2 separate regions of the Mus musculus genome follow, and region 2 is linked to region 1. Evidence: chromatin loops called from intact Hi-C (ENCODE). Cell type or tissue: left cerebral cortex. All regions are shown on one strand. Links, peaks and the distances in the headings refer to the core of each region. The heading gives the core; the rest is flanking DNA. Region 1 holds the start of Nkx1-1 (NK1 homeobox 1). Region 2 has its middle 4.5 kb from the start of Ctbp1.

What was found. Hi-C counts contacts between places; a loop is a spot of excess contacts. Peaks named below come from ENCODE experiments on the same cell type or tissue, not always from the same donor. Only the 100,000 strongest peaks of a DNase experiment are listed, where the experiment ranks them.
Region 2: it touches region 1 in a loop (4-fold over the local background); 3 of 42 quality-filtered maps call a loop at or near these places.

Annotation. Positions count from the first base shown.
Region 1 is chr5:33,432,440-33,436,825 of GRCm38, reverse strand. It overlaps Nkx1-1 (NK1 homeobox 1), which reads left to right and starts at 2,736. Exons shown (of 2, transcript NM_011320.1): 1 at 2,736-3,201. The coding sequence starts at 2,736. In left cerebral cortex, for the core only: no CTCF peak of the experiment used is centred there; a DNase peak (open chromatin) is centred at 2,493; H3K4me3 peaks cover 508 bases.
Region 2 is chr5:33,277,302-33,281,687 of GRCm38, reverse strand. No RefSeq gene overlaps it. Among named protein-coding and RNA genes, the nearest start is that of Ctbp1, 4.5 kb to the right of the region's middle. In left cerebral cortex, for the core only: a CTCF peak has its summit at 2,503; a DNase peak (open chromatin) is centred at 2,536.

The DNA of each region.
Region 1 (4,386 bases), core at 101-4,100:
AGGTGCTTTCTCTGCATTCTGCCCAGCTCTGACCAGTCCCCTACCCATCAGCAGGCAGGTCATTCGGCAGGGCCAAGTGTGAGTTTCGGTGAAAAACAACAACAATGACAACAACAAAACCCAACATCCAGTTGCCTGTTTTTCTATAACGTGTTACTTTATCTCACTTCATATCCTCTGTTAACACGTTGTATTACATTGTCTGTGTCTTAGCTGCAGTCTACAACTCACGTTCTAGGAAACACCACTTTGCTTGCATTTGCTTGTCCTGAAGGAAGGCTGCACAGAAAGGGCTACACAGGTCATTGTACTTCCTCACAGGCAGGTGTCATGGCTGAGAGTGCAGCCAGGCCAGCTCCAACCCAGTAAGGTGTGGGTGCTGCAGCTGCTGTTAAATGTTTGCCAACATTCACCCCTCTGCTGACTTGTGCTAGTGACAAATGTGTGTGTGGGGGGGTGTGTGGGGGGGTGTGGGTGCTTGTAGGGATGTCCCAGAGTCTCCACTACCCAGAGCCAGCTCTGCACATGAGGCCTGTCCTCCCCTGCCCTCCCCTCCCAAAAGAAGCTCCCTTCTGCACCCAGTGGCTCTGCTTCCTGGGGAAGCAAAGAAGATGGGGACTTGGCAGCCGGTCTGTGTGCAGTCCTCACCAAAGGACTTAAAAGAGACAGGAAGTGGAAGGAGGAGCAGATGGGGGAGGGGTGACGGGGTGCAGCGCACTGCCCTTTTGAGCCACCTTCTGACTGGGTGTGGGTGCTCATGAATGAATTCCTGCTTGTGTGTTGGCGGCTTCTGAATGAGTGTGACTCTCTCTCTCTCTCTCTCTCTCTCTCTCTCTCTCTCTCTCTCTCTCTCTCTGTGTGTGTGTGTGTGTGTGTGTGTTTGTAAGAGAATGGGGCGTGTACATCTATATTCAAACTCAGTTGAGAAGAGGAAGGGAGCAAAGACCAAGATGGGGGCGGGAAGAAGATAATTACCTCACTGTGATGAGAGATTACCCACCCTCCTTCCCCAGAGGTGATTTATAATTTAAAGATAAAGAATAATCAGGTCCTGGCAAGGAAGGACACAGTGTTGTGGGTCTGATTAGAATCTCAGGATGGACCAGCGCGGTGAGGGTGGGAGGGGGCAGGGAAGAAACTGAGGGGAGGAGAGCCCTGCCCCCCTCCTTCTGCCTCCTGTCCCAGCCTCCCAGAGGCTCAGCATGTCCGAGCTTGGCCCAAATTACAGGCGATCGGTCCCCCATTATTTCTCCTAACTTTTAATTTCTGCTTCCGAAGGATCATTGCCCGCGGTAATTGCAAAGGACCGTCCTTGTGCAGAGCAGGCTCTCGGGACCGTAGTGGGAGGAGGAATGCATACCCGCTGGAGCACACGTCGTAGGCGCACACACTCACACTCTGGGCACGCCAGTTCCATCGCCGGGTCCCACCTGGGTCCTTCAGAGGCGGGTCAGCTCATTGGCCTGAGCGAGAGGAGGAGGAAAACTAGGAAGCGAAGCATCGGCTACCTGACCCTCATCCTCCAAAGCCGGGCTCGACCTTCCGAGGTCGTCCGCCGAGACTGTCCTGTAAATCTCCAGACTGGACAAGACGGTGCACAAACGCTCAGGCCTCAAACGGCCCTTCTGATTTGTTAGGGATGGGGAAGAGGACAGTTTCCGTATTATTTCTGGAAGAAACACATATTTTCCCGTTACATGAAGGGTATCGATCTTTATGTAGGCCACCTGCTATTTGTGCGATTTTTCGGTCACCCTTTGGGGGGGGGGCGGGGACTAGGACGGCCGTCTAGCCCTACTCATTTCGATTCCACTTCTAATGAGCGTCACTCGCGGGCGCCAGCCCCGCCTCTTGCGGGGGATTTCGAGTCGTCCCTAATTTGATCCAGCCAAGGGGGCGGGAGTCAAAGCCAGTGAGGATGGAGGGACAGAGATTCTGACCAGATTGCTCCAGACGCGGAAAAACAGCAATCGAGGGCAGCGGAAACCGAAACTCTGGGAACACGCCCCACAAGGGGCTGAAGACCCTGGAGAGACTCAGAACCCGCAAGAACCCCTCTCTCCCTTTCCGTCCTAGCAGCGGAAGGCGCGAGAGCCCCTGGTGCCAGGATAGCCCAGAACCCCGCGTGCCACGGCAGCAGGAGAGACCTGCCTTAGCGGTACCCTGAGCTGGGATGTCCAGGCCAACTCGGGGCGCGTGGGTTCCCACGTCCTGGGGCCTCTGCAGCCCTCCACAGCCAACTGATCCCGCAATTATTTAAAAGGCGACTGTCTCCTCCCCCTTCGCCAAGGAGGCGGGCACGCAGTTTCCAGCCCCGCGGAGGCGCAGCGGCACGGTGCTGAGCACCCCAGCCTCCAGTGGACTGTGCTCTGGCTCCGGGCAGGGCGTCTGTCTGTCCGTCTCTGCGGCTCAGTCCGTGAGTCCCGTACCGGGCCCGCCTACTCCGCTTGGGACCGTTCGCAGCCAATTAGGCGTGAGCGCTAACGAGGGAAGCGGAACCCTGCGGCCGCCTGCGGGCGCACGTGTGTGCGGCGTGTGGGCGCGTGGGCGCCTCCGGCGGGGCCGCCATAAATGCACTGGCCCGGCGCGGCGGGCGCCTGAAGCGGTGGCGGAGGCAAGGCCAGGCAGCACCAGCAGAGCGGGAACAGCTGGGCTGAGGCTGATTTTGCGGGGCGCAGGGATGGGATCCCAGTAGGTAGCGGGGGCCCGAGCCGCCTGAGCGGCCCGAGGCCCGCATGAGTACCAGCGGCCCGGCGGCACCCGGGGACGTCCCCGCGCTGCCACCGCCACCGCCCGGGCCCGGCTCGGGGCCCGCACCGCCGGCTCCTGCGGCTACAGCTCGGGACACTATGGACGGACGAGCTGAGCTGCCCATCTTTCCCCGGGCTGGAGTGCCACCGCTCGCGGCCAGCGACACTGTTCCCGCGGTGCCAGAGGGGGCTGGAGCGGCCCGGCCCGCCGCGCCCCCGCGCCCCACCTCCTTCTCCGTGTTGGACATCCTAGATCCCAACAAGTTCAACAGTAGGAGACGCCGCTGCGTGCTACTGGGCCCTGTGGTGCCCGCTACGTGTGCCCCATGCGCCCCGGCCGCGTGCGTCGCGGTCCCCGCTGCCTCCGGACGTTCGCCGCGCGCAGAGCTAGAACGCCGAGCCCTCTCCGCCGCCACAGGAGTCGCAGCGGCCGCGGGAGCTGAGCCTACAAGTGAGTATAAGGGGTTGGTGATAGGGGCGAGGACACCGACTGCTCCGGAATGTTTATGCTCCCGGCGAGCTGGGCCTGACCCAAGCGCCGCCGGGCTCTGTGGAAAGTTCGCAGAGCGCGGGGTCCGCCCCAAGCATCCGTGGCCTCCTCCCGACCCGGACTCTAGGGCCCTCACTGCTGCACGCTTCTGGAAAGGTTCTGTTGGGCCAAATCTGGGGCCTTGGGGTTGCGACTACGGTCCAGGATTCATCTAGTCAATCTTTGGTGTTGGAGGGTAGTTGGTGCTGGAGGCAAAGGGACATGCGGCGACTGACTTGGTGACTTACCCACCCCCACCGTGGCCTTCCCGGCCCTCCCCCTTTGGACAAATCAGACTAATTGTGACAAAACGCTGGTTATCTCTGGAAAAACAATTAAATCCCTTCGATTACAGTTAAAGGGAAATGTGCTTAGCGGCGGAAAGCGGCCGGTAATGGGGCGGCCCGCGCCCCCTTTGCGGTCGATATCCCATTACGGCGCATGCATATCTCTTTCAAGCACCTTGCAAACTCCCCCCGAACATCTAAATTATAGGGTCAAAATTCGGATAATTACTCGATTAAAACCTATTACACTTATTAGGGGCCGCTATTGATCGCGAATTGCATTCGACCAGCTCCTGATTGCTTTTTGTGCCCCTCCCCCGTCCTCCTCTAACTTCTTGGCCCCTGCGCCTCTCATGGACCAGAACGCTCAGGGAGAACTGGACTGGGGCCGCCAGCTCTACCAACGCGGTTGCATTGACCTTCCGTTCCTAGAGAGAGGAAGGGCAGGCCATGCAGGCTGCAGTTGGACCCCTCTCTCCGCCAAGGGGTTGGTCTACGAGGAACTCGCGGCTGCCTGCTGGAGCTGTGTAGGGAGGGAGCGAGCGCTGCACAGTTGGGAGAGGGCAGCCAGGCAGGGCTGGGGCAGGGATGACTGGCTACGTGTCGCCTGAGGGAATAGTTGTCCTGCTAAGACCTGGGAGTTGAGGACAGGACACCCGCACTCTTCATGCGACCTGGGTCATTTGAGCTGGGTTATTTTCGAGTTGCGATTTTATGCTCCAGTATGTCAGCGTCAACTCGATCTGAGAGCTGAACACCGGCCCTGGGTCGGAAAACGTGGAGGCCTCCTCTGGCATTTAAAGACCACCTGTGGGTGAGG
Region 2 (4,386 bases), core at 293-4,292, 160 kb after region 1:
AGTGAAATAAATGATCTGTCTGACAGAAACCTCAGTGCAGCCACAGGCAGAGGGGCTGGGCCTTGAGAGAATTCCAGGCAGCACACTTGACACCATGAGAGACAGGTTGGTAATGGAAATCTGAGCAGGAATGACTGTGAACACAGGGCATTCTGTGTTGGTTCTTCCAGAAGGTGTCTGTAAGCACACTGGCACCTCTGGATAGAAAGGGACAAGAGCCAGGGAGAAAGGCTGAGTCTGAGATTTCAAAGTCCCTGTTCTAGAGAGGCTCTGGGGTAAGAGCCTGGATTCTGTAATACCTTCACTTCTTTATACACACATACACACACACACACACACACACACACACACGAGAGAGAGAGAGAGAGAGAGAGAGAGAGAGAGAGAGAGAGAGAGAGAGAGAGAGCAAAATGGGAGTCAGCAACATTGTGTGTTTTCTCTAGAACATTGCTATTCAGCAGACAAGGCGAGTCTGAGCCATTCTACTCACCTGATGTAGGTTATATCCTGCCATGCCTGGGCCCTGATGTTGGTTTGCTGTTGGGTCCTAGCTTTGCCGCTCTCTGTGCATGGAGCATTGAAAGAATGCCTAGCTGTCTGCGACTCATTTTCCCCATCAGTTAACTGGAGGACAGCAGTGCTTAGCTGCTCTAGAACTCACTAATGTGTGTGATTAAATGATGCAACACTCTGAAGAGAGGCAGACACAAACCTTTTGGTATCTATCATCTTAAAGTCCCTGCTATGATTTCACTTTTTCTATTCAACATTTTACTACAAGTCCTACTCACAGTATAGAGGAGGAAAGAGAAGGACAAGAAAACCCATTCAAATTAGAAAGTAAGCAATTCCATACATAGCAACTTCGAAAGGAGTCCCACACCTAAGAGTGAACCTAACCAAAGAGATGAGAGACGTGCATGCTAAAAGCTATAATGGATAGTTAAAAAAAAAACAAAAACAAACAAACAGCAGAAATATTTGTCCTCAGGGCATCTGGAGATAGAGCACTGCAGAAGTGCTTGGCATCTGTCTGATCTCATAGCCTGGGCCTCAGGAAGAAGGGAGCTGACCATTTCCTTTCACCTCTTTATTGTTAAATCTTATCTTGTCGACATTACCAGGTGTGACCAAAAGACAACTGTGCCCAGTCACAGAAGTTGTTCCTTCACCCAGAAGGACACATGTCATTTGATCCCAGAGCAATGTCTGGCACCACAAGAGCTGGAGCACTGCTAAGGGGAGCCTGCTGTGTGAGGCACAGATTTGCCAGCCACTCCCTCCACCTCACCCATAACATACATGTATGTATGTATGTATGTATTTAGGTTTTCTGAGTCAGGTTTTCTCTGTGCAGCCCTGGTTATTTTGTAGCTTGCTCTGTAGACCAGGATGGCCTTGAACGCAGAGATCTTCCTGCTTCTGCCTCCCAAGTGCTGGGATTAAAGTAGTATACTACCAAGCTTGGCTAAAATTAATTATGCTGAAGTAGTCTGGCTACTAACAGTGCTATTTACATGAACGACTTGTTCTGGGAAAATAAATGGAAGCTCTCGTTACACCCTGACATCACAGTGACCACAGGGTGGGGAAGAAACACACATCTAGAGATTGTGCTGAGGCGGCGGCCTCCGTAGGCAGCCCTGCCATCCCTCCAACCACAGTGCATCATGGAAGACCCCATAGAAAACCTTTCAAGACGTTGTAAACTTTTTGTTTGTTTGTTTTGTTTTGTTTTGTTTTGTTTTGTTTTGTTTTTCGAGACAGGGTTTCTCTGTGTAGCCCTGACTGTCCTGGAACTCACTTTGTAGACCAGGCTGGCCACAAACTCAGAAATCCACTTGCCTCTGTCTCCCGAGTGCTGGGATTTAAGGCATGCGCCACCACGCCCAGCTTCATATTGTTATTTTACAAAATAATTCTATTACTATTCAAAAGTTATAACTTCTACCTCATTCACCTTGTGTGAGTGTTCATGTCGCCGTAACAGGACGTCTGACATAAACGACCTAACGGGTTATTTCACTCCTGCTTTTGGAGGTTTCAGTCCACAGTAAGGAGGGCACAGGGGAGAAGAACATCCCAGCGAACCATGCCAGCTGCCTCCTCCTCTTCTCCTCACCCGGCCTCCATCCTGTGGTGGATACCACCACGCTCTGGGTGAGTTCTCTTCCTTAGTCCTCCTGGAGGTGTCTTTGTAGACAAGCCCAAATGTGTGCAGAGCTAACCATGTTGTGCTGTGAATATTTTGTAGCAGTGTTTTGATTTCATATTATTTGTTGACAAACTATAGCTGTAAATACAGAAAATCTGGAGGCCGGGAGGTACACTAGCTGTGGCACCAATCGTGCGTGGTTTTCCACAAAGCACTGAGAATCTGGGTAGGAAAGTGAGGCCTTAGCTGTAGAGCCCACTGATGCTTGTGGTGCAGATCTGCTGTGAGGTTCAAATTTTGCAGTACCTTGGTGTGGGTTCACTACAAATGTTTACTATACTCCCACTGGAGCCCTCTAGCGGAGCTATGGGTACCATACTCAGGAAAGATGAGCTGTGAGCATCTTTACACAGACCCAGCCTTGCAGTTTCTGGCTACATCAAACCTCTCTTCTGGGAGTGTTTATCTCTCTTCCAGGCTCATGCTGGGAGCTCTGAGGCTCTGGGAGGATCCCGATTGCTGCCTCAGGATGGGGACTGTCAAAGTACAGAATTTAGCATGTGCGAAGTGTCAGGGAGCTTTGAGAAACACAGGGCCATATGCACAGAAAGTTGCTTATTGGTCATGAGTGTTTAAGCGTCTTGCCTAGATCTAGTCACTGCACTGGATAGAAGATAAGAGTTCAGTGGGTGGCCATAACCACAACTAGAGAAGACAGCACTAGGAATAAGTCAAGACTGGCAACAAAGGGGATACAATTGCCAGTTCAAAATGTTTGTGGATACTTGCTTCCTAGATGTCAGCAGTGTTTTGGGAGGTTGGAAAACCAACAGAACTTGTGGATTAGTTAGCAGAAGTAGGTCACTGTGTGCACAAGGGGTGGGGTGGGGTGGGGTCGTGGGGTGGGAAGTGGGGTGTTGGAGGTTGTATCTGCTCTCTGCTTCCTGATCTACTAAGATATGAGGAGCCCTGCTGTATGCTACCACCACTGTGGGCTGACCCGCTCTCATTTCCACCTTCCCTGCCATGACAGACTACCTCACCTGAGCTAAAATAAACCCTTGCCCTTTTAAACTGTTTCTTTCAGGTTTTTTGTCTTGGTGATAAGAAAAGTAACCAATACATAGAGGAGCCACTGGCACAACACTGAAGAGGCCTGTAGGGAGGCTGTGGAGCATAAGCAAGCAGCTGCTGATCTGTGGCTCACTTTTATTGTCGTCTATTTTTCTATTGCTGTGAAGTGATGCCATGACCAAGACAACTTAAACAAGAAAGAATTTAATTCAAGGGCCCAGAGTTCCAGAAGGTTAGAGTTTATGGCCATTGTGGCAGTGAGCAAGGGCATAGGTAGGTAGGCATGACGCCAAAGCAGTTCCTGAGAACTTAACATCTGATCTGTAAGCAGGAGGCAGAGAGAGGGACCTGAGAATAACACAGGCTTTTGAAACCTCAAAGTTCACTCCCAGTGACACACCTCCTAATCCTTCCCTAACAGTTTCATCAATTGGGGATCAAACATTCAAATATATGAGCTTATCTTGGCCATCTTCTTTTAAATCACATTTGCTTAATTTTAAGATGTGTCCCAGAAGTTGAGGGAGGGGTTGGCTACAGCTACATTTCAAAACAAAATAGATCCAAAATAGCTGAGAGTGCCTGCTTCTCAGGAACCCTCTTTACTGGACTCAATCCACTGTGAAGTTTTTGCATGTGTTATCTTCTGCAAGCTCTGTCATTCAGTGTCCAAGGCAGAGGCCTAGATTGCTTTCTCCAAATATTGTTTGTTTACCCCCACCTTGGTGTATTTCAGCCTGATTCCAAATAGAGAGGATGTAGTATAAGGACCTATGTCTCCACTAGCTTTTCTGCTTAGTGGCCAGACTTTGGGCTCTGCCTCCTGTCCCTAATACTAACCTTCCTCTAGATGCTACTAGGTATTTTTTGAGTCACCCATCCGCATCAAGCTGACAAGCCCTGTGGGGTCTCTGCCATTTGTATCTCAACAACCATGATATCTCTTCCCCAAACCTGCAAACTCAGCTCTTCCTGGCCTCCAGCCACAGCCTTCTGTTTCCTGCACTGTATCTGGACTTTGAATTTTCTGCTCACTTTCTGGAGTGTTGTTTTCCTAAGTCTCTGCAGAGCTCCGGGGCTCCACATGTTCCCAAACACCAGGTCTCACTAACAGAGACAACACCTGTAAAGTTTCCTAATATTTTCCAGGGCCTCAG